2 separate regions of the Homo sapiens genome follow, and region 1 is linked to region 2. Evidence: chromatin contacts called from ENCODE Hi-C or POLR2A ChIA-PET data. All regions are on one chromosome and are shown on one strand. Each heading gives the region's core, a stretch centred on a gene start or an enhancer-like site at or near the end of the contact. The rest is flanking DNA. Distances are from core to core; before and after follow the strand shown. Region 1 holds the start of ZKSCAN7-AS1 (ZKSCAN7 ZNF cluster antisense RNA 1). Region 2 holds the start of TCAIM (T cell activation inhibitor, mitochondrial).

Evidence for each region. A loop is a pair of places that touch in the nucleus more often than their neighbours do. ChIA-PET counts read pairs that join two places held with the same protein, here RNA polymerase II (POLR2A). Pooled maps may share reads with other maps.
Region 1: a loop to region 2 is called in a map of CD8-positive, alpha-beta T cell, with 27 times the contacts of the local background. The contact joins the promoter of ZKSCAN7-AS1 here to the promoter of TCAIM in region 2. A Hi-C loop is called at or near these places in 1 of 168 maps with a recorded cell type or tissue (CD8-positive, alpha-beta T cell), 2 of 37 single-sample maps with no recorded cell type and 12 of 50 pooled maps. POLR2A ChIA-PET finds 5 or more read pairs at or near these places in 1 of 52 experiments (activated B cell).

What each region holds. Positions count from the first base shown.
Region 1 is chr3:44,681,793-44,687,800 of GRCh38, reverse strand. ZKSCAN7-AS1 (ZKSCAN7 ZNF cluster antisense RNA 1) reads left to right here and starts at 2,148. Exons shown (of 3, transcript NR_157564.1): 1 at 2,148-2,242. It overlaps LOC124905403 (zinc finger protein OZF-like), which reads left to right and starts at 2,019. Exons shown (of 2, transcript XM_047449433.1): 1 at 2,019-2,046; 2 at 3,011-6,008. The coding sequence starts at 2,019. The coding sequence ends at 4,023. RefSeq lists an enhancer at 2,004-2,133 and silencers at 2,304-2,433, 2,484-2,533.
Region 2 is chr3:44,335,388-44,341,265 of GRCh38, reverse strand. It overlaps TCAIM (T cell activation inhibitor, mitochondrial), which reads right to left and starts at 2,500. Exons shown (of 11, transcript NM_173826.4): 1 at 2,432-2,500. LOC105377055 (a long non-coding RNA gene) reads left to right here and starts at 3,148. Exons shown (of 4, transcript XR_940782.4): 1 at 3,148-3,561. It also overlaps a transcript of TOPAZ1 not described here. RefSeq lists a silencer at 2,450-2,839 and enhancers at 2,980-3,149, 2,834-3,487.

The DNA of each region.
Region 1 (6,008 bases), core at 899-3,398, 350 kb before region 2:
ATGGCATATCGTGGGATTTCTCAGCCTCTATAATCATGTGAGTCAATTTCCTTAATAAATTCCTCTTATATATCTACACATCCTATTGGCTCTGGTTCTCTGAAGAACTCTGGCTTATGTGCTCACTGGTAATCAGCTGACTTCAAGGAAAGACATTTCCTGATTAACTATCCAATTATGACACTGGCTCATTCATTCCCTTACACCAGTCTGCTCTAACCTAATTTATTCCTACCTATCAGACATACACACGAGTGTGTCATGTCAATTTACCATTGCTATGGCAACACCCAGGAGTTACCGCACCTTTCCACGGCAATGACCCAATGACCCAAAAGTACTACTCCTTCCCTAGAAAGTTCTGCATAAAATTCTTTTCTGCCTGACCTTCGAGATTGTGAAAGTCGTCAAAATCAAAATGGAGTCACTTGTGTCAAGCCCTAACAAAAAAAAAAAAAGAAATAAATAAAACCAGAAGGTTAAGAAGGGAGGGTCCTCATGCACATATGCCTATGTTATGAAATATTACAAGAACTTTCTATGCATAGGTGCCCATAACAAGAACTTCTGACAAGGGCTTTCTAAGCTGCAGCTTGCTACGTGAGTAAAAGGAAGCTACCTGGATGCACAAGAACACTTGCTTGACACACTCTCTCTGTTAATAAACTGGCATCAACCCCTCTGATAAGTCTTGTAACCAATATTCTCTTTGTTTCAAAACAAATTACGTATGCTTCCTTTTTGCCTTTAAAAACTTTTCCTTGCTTCAACTGATGTAATGCAGGTCTCAATTAATTGAATAACTGTCTTTGTTTTTTGCTTCTGTAATACGTTTTTCCCTGCACAGATTTTCTCCTGCCCCACGAAATGCTTAAAAGGTAACTTAACATTTTGTTCAGGGCTCAGCCTTTGGATGTTAATCCAACTGGGCCAGTGCACCTAAATAATAAATATCCTTCTCAACCCCATCGGTCTCTCTAATTTTTTATCAATCCCGCTACACAACCTCTTTGGATATGCCAATGGTCTGCATAGCCCCCATATACTGGATTTGTGAATCCCCTGTGCACTCCTGAATAAACACCTTATCTTTAGAGAGTCTGTCTGTTATTTGGGTTGACAAGATGTTTGTGGATCTTATGGTCTAAGCATTCTCTCTATTGCAATAGTCCTCCTCTCCCTATTGTAGTAGTACCTTTCTCCCATTTGCAATTGTCCTTTTGAATAAAGCCTGTCTTATCTATGTCTGAGTTTGTTTTTTATTTGACAACTCAAGTAGCTTCACGGTTATGCAAGTCAGGCAAGCCCCAAAGTGGAGCTTAGCCCACAAGGGTTCCTGGCTTTGCCCAGGAAAGACTTCAAGGACAAGCCAGAGGTAGAAGAAAAAACCCCTTCAAAGAGGCGGTGTTACAGCTCTGTAACTGCTCCTGCAAAGGAGGGCTACCCTGTAGGCAGACAGTAGCAGCTCAGGGCAGTTTTGCAGTCATATTTATATCCATTTTTAATCGCATGCAGATTAAGGGGCGACTTATGCAGAACTTTCTAGGGAAGGAGTAGTACTTTTGGGTCACTGCCATGGAAAGGTGCAGTAACTCCGGGGTGTTGCCATGGCAATGGTAAATTGACATGGCACACTGGTGGGTGTGTCTGACTGAAAGCTGCTTCCACCTGGCTCTGTTTTAGTTAGTCCTCAATTTGGTCGAGTGTCTGACCCGGCCTCTGGAGTCAAGTCCTGCTTGCTACCTCAGCAGTTCCATCCCAATCCTACTGCAACGGGTTGGAGAGCATTGACTAGAGAGAATTTTCTAACTTGAATCTTCTAACCTGAATCGTATCTTCTATAAGCACCTCTCAAAAATAAAGGAGCTGTAGAGAGACACTTTTACATTGTAAAAGAAGTAAAAGTTAAACATGTCAATATCTAAGACTTTAATTTTTTCCCCAACATTCTCTGAGGCCTTTGTGTAGATAGTAGATTGTCCTCCCACCCCTAAACACATTGCAGATTTTTAATTGGAATGGATAGGTCAGATGTAGGAGACCCAGGTAAGGAGGCGTCGAGGTCAAAAGACCTCCGAGATTCCTAGAGCGGTCGGCGAGGGGCCTGCAAGTCGCCCCGGCCGCACTTCCGGGACGGCCCATCTTCCTTGGGTACTGAAGCTCGCGAGAGGATCCTGGGGGCAGGCGCGTCGCGGTGGCAGTGTTTCTTGGGTGTGCGGGGCCGGGCGCCCCGTAGCCTCTGGTGAGCGAAAGAGACCGGGGCCGAGCGGGCGCAGGCTTGCCGGGGCTGCGGGCTGCGCTGGCGGCGGGGCCGGGTGGCGGTAGTGGCGGGAGTGACTGGCGGGAATCCCCGCGGCCCCGGCGCTTGGGCTTACTGTGCACTTGATGTAAGGGGAAAGTCGCTCGTCAACTGCTTGAAGGGCAGTTTTGCGGTCATATTTATACCCATTTTTAATCGCATGCAGATTAAGGGGCGGCTTATGCAGAACTTTCTAGGGAAGGAGTAGTACTTTTGGGTCATTGGGTCACTGCCATGGAAAGGTGCAGTAACTCCGGGGTGTTGCCATGGCAATGGTAAATTGACGTGGGCACACTGGTGGGTGTGTCTGAAGGGCTTGTTGTTAGGGTGAACTGGGGACTAGAAATGGGATGCGGGCGGGAGGAAAGTAGTGTAGGTGCAGGTGGCAGTCATAAGTGTCCCATAAGTCTGAATGTCTGAATGTCTGAACTGTGTAGATTTAAGGAGCATTAAAGAGGCAAAATAATAGCAAGTGCTTGTGTAATGCTTAGCGTGGGCCAGGCACTGTTCTAAATGCTTGTTTCATTTAATCCTGACAGCAACCTTATGAGGTAGGTACTATTATTCCTATTAAGAAAAAATGAGAGGGGTTAATCTGCCTAAGCGCAAACAGCCCCTAAGTGGCAGAGCCAGCATGGAAATTCAGGCCCTGAGGCTTTTTTCAGGCTGTGTTACCAGCTCTTCCTCTCAAAGACGACTTTGAAGAGTAAGGGAGAGAGAGAAGGCAAGGAGCATTCAAAAATTGGGAAGACAGTTTGAATATTCATCAGAGAGATCCTTCCAGGGAGATACTGAGGACGAGGACTAGAAATATAAGGCCAGCAGAAATCAAGGATGTAAAAATCTCCCTAGAGAAGAAAAGCCAGAAAGGTAAAGAATTTGATAACTTCTTTAATCTAAGCTCAAAAAGTATTTCACATTCGAGAATTCACAGGGAGAAGAACAAGGGGCCAGTTTCAGAAGTCAAAATACAAGTCACAACTTACGAAAGGCTTCAGAGTGTAGCCCCTCTGGCAGCCAGGTTTAGAGAAGCCCTAGCGGGGAAGGGAAGTGCAAAGAGGCATCAGGGAAGCCAGGCAGGACCCAGAGCAAGGAGAAGGAAGAGAGTTTCCACAGGTGTTGCCTTCAGAGACAGGAGTGCCCTTGACAAGGAAAGAGGGCAACAAAACTACCCAGGAGAGAAACCCTTTATCTGTAAGGAGTGTGGAAAAGCCTTTGGTCAGAGTGCAAGCCTTATCGTGCACCAAAGAATTCACACAGGGGAGAAACCTTTCCTATGTAATGAATGCGGAAAAGGTTTCAGACAGAGATCACACCTCATACGACATCAGAGGATCCATACTGGTGAGAAACCCTATGAATGCCAGGAATGTGGGAATACCTTCAGCCAGAGCTCAAATCTCATAGTTCATCAGGGCATCCACACTGGAGAGAAATCTTTTGAATGTGGTAAGTGTGGGAAAGCCTTCAGCCGGAGTTCAGGCCTCACTGTCCCTCAGAGGATCCACACGGGGGAGAAGCCATTTGAGTGTAATGAATGCGGCAAAGCTTTCAGTTGTAGTTCATACCTTATTGTGCATCAGAGAATTCACACAGGGGAGAAACCCTATCAGTGTAATGAGTGTGAAAGAGCCTTTGGCCAGAGCTCCCATCTTATTCTCCATCAGACAACTCATGCCCAGAAGAAACCTCAGCTGGCTACTTGGGTTAGGGCCCACTGTTAATGGGGCAGAGTTGAATGGTCATGTTATATGCTTGCCTTCAGCCAGGCCAGCATCTCATAAATACTAGGAAGTATGTGAGAGGTCATGGACTGTTCATTGCTGGAAATCTGGGTCCACAAACTCACTCTGCTTGTATGGTGTTTTATTCACTTGCCTTGTTTTTGTACATGTGCCTCCAGTCAGATTTGGAGTTCCAAGAGGTAGATGCCAGGTCCTGTCTTCCACTTTGATTGACAGGAAACTGAGGAGCTCTTCATTTCTACAAAGTTGATTAAATTTTAATTCATTGAGAACTTCCTCTTATCAAGAAACTCTTAATCTGATAATCTTGCAAGATCTCACCTGCTTTGAAGATTTGTAATTTTTCCAATGTAACTCCAGCACATTAAAGCTTACTTACTTTTCATTGTTATTTCAAAGCTTTAATGTGCTAGAGTTGGGAAGCTTAGAAGGCCCACTGTGAGCAGTACTAAAATTTAGAATGTCACATCCTCATTCAAATGTAGGCTGCCTTTAGGAGTGACCAAAACAGCGAAGGATACATAGGATGATAGAATCATGAATCAAAGGAACCCTACCAGACCAGAACTGCAGACCAAAGTTAACAAGATGAAGTATTAAACCCTGTCCATAGGGCTAAGGAGTCTGAGCCTCTCAGAACAGAAGTGTTCTGTCAGAAACACTGCAATCCTTGACCATTAGACATGCTAGAGGGGTGTCTTTAAAAATATCCTTCTCTCTCATCTTCAGTTGCTAGCTGCTCAGGGATGAGATCCTAGTCTTAAGGCCTGTTCTCTTCTCTCTAGACCATAGAGCTTGACTTTTCCTTACAAGGAAATAAAACAGATCATGTGTGTGTATAAAATTAAAAAGTAATATCCTAATCATCTGCCACTTACACAAAAAGAAATTTATTACCTTTAGACTAAAGGAAAAATATAATAGGAATGCAATATGTCTCGGTATGTGCAGTCATGTGCCACATAATTATGTTTTGGTCAACAACAGACCACATATTTGATGGTAGTCTCATAAGGTAATGGAGCTGAGAAATTCCTATGGCCTAGTGACTCTGCAGCTGTCATAATGTGGTAGCACAATGCATTACTCACATGTTTGTGGTGATGCTGGTGTAAAGCTGACCATGTTGCCAGTTATATAAAAGGATAGCACATGCAGTTATGTACAGTGCATAATACTTGATAAATAAATGACTGTGTTACTGGTTTATGTATTTTACTGTGCTTTTCATTGTTATTTCAAAGTGTGCTCCTTCCACTTATTTTTTCAAAGTTTACTGTAAAACAGTATGCTGTGTTTGACCAGCAGCAGCCTCATCTATCTCATGTTTACCACATCTCTTGACTGCATCATTTCCTCTTGTGCTTGATTTAATCTCATGTTTTGTTCATCATGTCTCCTAAGCATTCAAAATCCATGGCTAATTTTGCCAGTAAGAGGCCATGCTGAGTAATTGACCTGGAAACAAAATTAAAAGTGATTAAGGACTGTGAAGGTGGAAAATCAGGGATGGTTATTGCTCACCAGTCAGGCATGTCCCGTTTTACCATAGCTGCCATCCTAAAGAACAAGAGCAAAGTGATAGAAGCTGTTAAAGGATCTGCTTCATTGAAGGCAATGAGACTAACAAAAATTTGAGAAGGGCCAATATCAGATATGGATAATATCTGATATTGACCTAGATTGAAGACCAGACACACAAGCATGTCCCTCAGCACCATGACAATCACAGCTAAAGCAAAAAGCTTGTTTGTTACGTAGATAGAAAAGGCTGGACCTGACTATATTGTTGAATTTATTGCTAGCTCTGGGTGGTTTAAATGATTCGAGAATTGTTACTCATTACACAATTGTGAAAGTGAGTGCTAAGTCTACAAGTGCTGATGTGAAGGCAGCTGAATAATTTTTGGAAACTCTAGATAAGCTGATTGTGGGGGAAAATTACTTGCCAGAGCAAATCTTTA
Region 2 (5,878 bases), core at 1,251-3,750:
CTGACTTTTTAAAGACAGTGTTCTGGGTCATGGAGAAACAATGAGAGAGCAATAGGGGAGAAATGAGAGGGAATGTGACTTTTCCTTTTTCCAATAATTCTCCTCTCTCCCACAATGGCAGCCAATTCATATTTCTAGAGGAAAATGCCTATATATATAAAAATATATTCAGTTAATAATTCTGCTATCCATTCAACAAAATTATTGCTCTAAGATGATCACTTCCTATACAAATCATTGGAAAAAATTAAAAATATATTTTCTCGTTCTGTTTAAGAATAAGAATGAAAAACCGAGTACTATGAGTCTTTTGAGTATTTCCTGTAAGCTCTTCAAGAATGGGCTCTGACGACTAAGTGACAGATGAGGATCCAGTTTTGGAAAAGAAGAAAGGGACAGGGTAGGAAGGAGAGAAAGAAATAACTCTTAGGGCAGTGGTTTTCAAAGCAGCAACAGCATCCGTGAGAAATGCAAATTATCAGGTCCCATCCGAGTCCTGCAGAATCAGAATCTGGGTGGGATGGAGGAATCTGTTTTAACACACTGTCAGGGATTCTGATGCACACTCAGGTTTGAGAACCACTGTATTAGGGAATCCTGATTCTATCACCAAAGAGGATTCTGGGGCATCTGTTAATGTTTAAGCTTTAATTCTTTAAAAATAATTATTTAATACAAACTTGGATCTTTAGCTACCCAATTTATGCTAAAAATCAAAGGAGGATTTCAAGTTTTTGCTTGAATTAGTTCTTTGTTTCCTGTATGGTTTATGTACTTTTCAGATTAAAAAAACCAAAATTCTAAGTAGAGACAATGTCCAGCAGGTTGGCAGGCATGGCTGCCTGCCGCTTCACAACGCCCAGATCTTGGGTTAGTCTTCAACCTTGTAAGAACAGAACCCAATTTTATCACTTCAAGACAGAAATACGTGGGCCTTGGGGAAGCTAAATTAGAAGGCCTGATAACTGGAATGTCAATCTGTAAATTTACTTTGAGATTATAACTGCTAAGACAACTAGAAGATTCAGATCTAATGTTCTTCCTCTTTCAGGACTAGCTACACAGAAAATCAAATTACTATCAGCTGACTGAAGACACATTGCTTCAGAGTAGAGTTGGGTGCTCTCATTCAGACACTAGCTCCAAAAGTCTGGGACATCCACATCAACCGCAGGCTTCTCGTCTTCAGATAAATTCTTACATAGGTGGTTCCTGTCCATACTGCACTTAGCCCACTATACTTCCACTTGGAAAATGCTATAAAATAACTGAAGAGGTTGCACTGTCTTATCACACTTGGGAGGCATACCGAGTCTTTAACTCACCCATTCATCACCACTTATGGGCCAGGTCCTGCGTAAAGCATTGGGACTAGAAAATTATTAAGACAATTCTAATACTCAAAAGACTTTTAGAGGGAGGGGGGAGTGTAAAAACAGACACAAGCAGATAAGTATAAAACAACGCAGTAAATGCAATAATACAAACATGCACAGAATATGAGAAACTCCCAGACGCAACACTTGGAATGGGGCGGGGAGAGCTCAGGAAGGTCTTCTCTAAGGAAATGGTGCCTTTCCTGGAAGAGGGCAGAGGACCGGGAAGGATAAAATTTATTTACAAACCATTGTAAATGACTACTTTAATCTACTTAACAGTGATATTAGTTTCTGTTTCATAAAGTGAAAATTTCTAATTTTACCTAAAATCTGTTCTAAGTGAGGCATTAAATCTGTGCAGTTTCAAACCAAATTTGGTGGAAAGATACCTAAATCAGTGAAAAATCCAAATTATGGAAGAGTACACGAAAAACGGTTTTGTTTTGCTTACTTTCAACTAACACCGAGTGTGTGCCAAATAGAGCTCTCAGGATTGAGCTTTGACCATTTGGCACAACTTTTATTTGAAAGTAATTTATTTTAACAAAATTAATATCATGCCACTCTCATTTGAACTGTGACTTCCCTTAGTGACTATCTTGTACGGTTTCTGAAAGCAGTTTGTTATATCAAGGAGGGACAAAAGCGGTAATTTTCATGGCTTTTCAGTTGAATATGAACTTCTTAGAGTAGGGGAAAAAGGCAAAGAAAAAGAGCAAAAGCAGGAAATGCTATTAGATACATTAGCCTAGATTCTGTAGCTTCCTTTTCTAAATCTCGCTATATGAGATTTAGTACGTAACAATTTCCCGTAAATCAAAGACCTCGGAAAAATATAAGTCGGAAACAATAAAACCTAAATCGTCTTTGCGTTCTCATTTCACAGCGAGTTAAAATGTAGATGCGATGCGGATACTGCGTCCCCTGGCACTGCCTCAATTCAAAAGTTAGCACTTTGCGCTAAGGTGGCTCTGAGCACTCCCCTCCGACCCCGCTTCCCCCCTAGAGGAGCATGAATGCACCACCGGAGCCCCTCCCCTCTTGCTCCTTACAGTTCTGGCAAGGGTCCGACGCGAGGGCTTTGTCCGACTAGTTCCACCTCCCACCCAGTACACCAGAAGGGAGGACAGTCGCTCCGCCCGCAGGGCTGTTCGGACGCGCATGCGCACTGGGGCGTCAGCTGGCCAACCAGCGCGCGACGCACGGCCAGGCGCTCCCACCTGCCCTCGCCCCGGTGGGCGACAGGCTTTGACGGGCTCCTAGCCGCAGTGCCCTCTGAGCCCCCAACCCTGAATTCTCAGCTGGGCCCTCCCGGCTCCACCTGCCCCCAACACCCTCCCCGCTCCGGCGGCGGCAGGGCGCTCGAGGCAAGCCCGGGCAGGGGGACGAGCTGCAGGTGACGCCCTGGTTGGCTGGAGCGTGCCAGGCCTTCCCCCTACGGCGCCTGCGCACAGCCAGGGCGTGGATTCAACCTTCCGCGGTGCCCTGCCTCTAGCTGACGTCAGCACCCTGGTAACTGCTGCACCTTCGCCGCGCGCTTTGAGCCCCCGCCCCTCCGCCTTCTTACCGGCCGCCCTGAGGGGTCTCGGCGCGCTCGGCTGAGAGCTTTAGGAGGCGCGAGCGAGCACTCCGACTAGGCCGGAGGGACTCGGAAAATGATGGTCCGGCAGGTGGTGGGTCCTGACCCAAGGGCCTGCAAGGAACGGAGAAGGGCAACCGAGCACGCGCTGGATCTTGGGGAAGAAGGGGAAAGGGACTGCTGGAGGAGGCGCGCATGCGCCGTGCGGTCCTTCGCCCCGGGCGCCCTGGCAGGGGGCGAGGCTCTGCGGAACTCCCGGAGCTGGCGCCAGGGAACAAGTCTCAGTGGAGAGCCTCGAATTTTAAAAGTCTCATTTAAGTATTTCTTTTGGTTTTCCTTGTATAAATATAGCTAACTTTTAAACATTTCTTTTCCGGCTTGTGTTGTTTGCTTTGGACCCTTCAGCACCTATTTTTAAACGTTAAGCATTCCCCAGTCAGCATGAAAGTTTTACTGTTAGTTTTATTTTGTTCCTATAATTTTGATTCCCCCCAGAAACTGCCACAGATGAAATCAAGCCAATAGAATTGAAAGCAAAGATCACCTGGTGGCCATGAAGCCGACCATCCTTAGGCAGAAACTCCTTACCTGAGGAATTTAGAGGTAACTAGACTTCCCTGTTACCTAAAGCCAGCATCTGGTACCAGACTTCTTCCCTCCAAATTTAAAAGTAACTAGAATTTCTATGCATCTCCGTAATGCACGCATGTCAAAACTCATTGTGCACCCCTTGCCATCTGCTCCATGCCCCAATCAACCCCTGTCCCCTACCATCCAGATACTTTATTACCCTCACATACTTGCACAGGAGTTACATATGCCACTAGTACAAAGTCCTCAGAAAATCCCCCAAGTGTTATGCCTCTCCACAAGGTGGCAAACGGAGATTTGGGAACAATTTGAGTTCATGTCCCTTTTCCATTGTCTGAACTTTGGCAAATTCAATCCAAGTTGGGTTCATTTAGCCAGGATCCCTCTAAGTTCATTCAAGAATTTCGGGCTTTATTGCCTTTGATTTAACCTGGCAAGACACATTTGTGGTATTAACTATTTGCTGTTCCCACGAAGAAAAAATCACGGTCTTTAGCTCGAGTTTGGGCAGACGAAACTCATGTTGGCAATCCTAATAATAGAGCCAGGGCAGAAGCTGTCCCCAACACAGAACCCAATTGGCAATACCACGCTGCCAATGCCAGCCCAAACAGAGACAGGGGAAGAGAAGATTATAACATGTTTGTTGGAAGGAATGAAATAAAACCTGTTAATTTTTCTAAATTATGAGAGATCACTCAGGACCAAGGACCCTTCCCTTTTCCAAGCTAGACTAATGGAGGCCATGCATAAATATACAGATTTAGATCCTGAAAGCCCTGAGGGCCAATCCCTTCTGGCCATACATTTTATAAGTCAGGCTTCCCCAGACATCAGACAAAAACTCCAAAAATTAGAGCAAGGCCCACAAACTCCCTTTTGTACTTTATTAAAAGCAGCCTTTAAGGACACTGAAGTTGAGAATGTCCCAAACCTCCAGGTTGCAAGCCATCCCTGGGACCCTGTCCTCACTGCAAATTGGAAGAATGAGTGTCCCTCCCTCATGAAGGGGGGGCCACCTCTTCCTTCTAGGCTATGACAGCCACAGTCTCACCAACCTACCTGACAAGGGGATCCTGCAGAACGAGGGTGAGGGTGAGGGCGAGAGCAAGGGCAAACACCTCTAATTCTATTCCTGGATTATGATCAAGCCTCTGAAATGTCAGTCATCCATCCTCTAGATGGGGCCTTGAAGCCATCCACGGCCCTGTCTTTTCCATCTCTGTGGATGATCCCAGGGCAAATCTGATTGTGGCTGAACAACAGATAATGTTACTCATAGATACACGGGACAGTTATTCAGCTTTATAAACATTTACTATGGCCCAATGTGCCAGTCCTCCATTTTCCTCATGGATATTGATGGAAAACCCCAATGAGGCTGTTTCACACAGCCATTCCCTTGTAAAATGAAAGGCTATTCCTTTACTCCTTTTTAGCCCTGTTCTATTAGGTTGTGATTTACAAAATTACAAGCTAATTTACAGCTAAGGCCCCACCTTCTAGCTGTATTAACACTTCACCAAAAGAGCCCCTGCAGCTTCTCCCAGATAGCAATCTACTTCAGTATGTGGATGACTTACTAATCTGTAGTCCTAACCAGGCTGTTCCAGACCAAAATACAGTATTAGTATTCAACAAACTTGCTAATTGTGGGTACAAAGTATCTCCTTCTAAAGCACAAATATCCACACAAAGGGTTCAATTTTGGGGTCTTATTTTAATTCCCAGTGAAAAAGCCTTTGTAGTGCTTGTACAGATCTTAAACGTGACAATTGTGGTAACTAAACAACAGCTTCAGTCATTTTTGGGTAAGGCTGGGTTTTGCAGAATATGGATTCCTTCCTTTGAGTTAATAGCAAAACCTTTATATGAAGCCCTCAAGGGAACTCAGGAACAGTCTCTATACTGGACTAATGAGATGAAGCATGCTCTAAACACTTTAAAATAGGCTTTAATCTCAGCCCTGACCTCAGCCCTACCAGATCTGACTAAGCCTTTTTCTATGTACATGAACAAAAGGGAATAGCTTTGGGAGTCTTAGCCCAAGATTGAGGGGCCCTCTAAGTGCCCTATAGCATTTTTTTTTCTTTGAGATGGAGTCTCACTCTATTGTTCAGGCTGGAGTGCAATGGCATGACCTTGGATCACTGCAACCTCTGCTTCCCAAGCTCAAGTGATTCTCCTGCCTCAGCCTCCCAAGTATCTGGGATTATAGGTGTGCACCACCGCGCCCAGCTAATTTTTGCATTTTTAGTAGAGTCAGGGTTTCACCATGTTGGCCAGGCTGGTCTCAAACTCCTGACCTCGTGATCTGACTGCCTCAGCC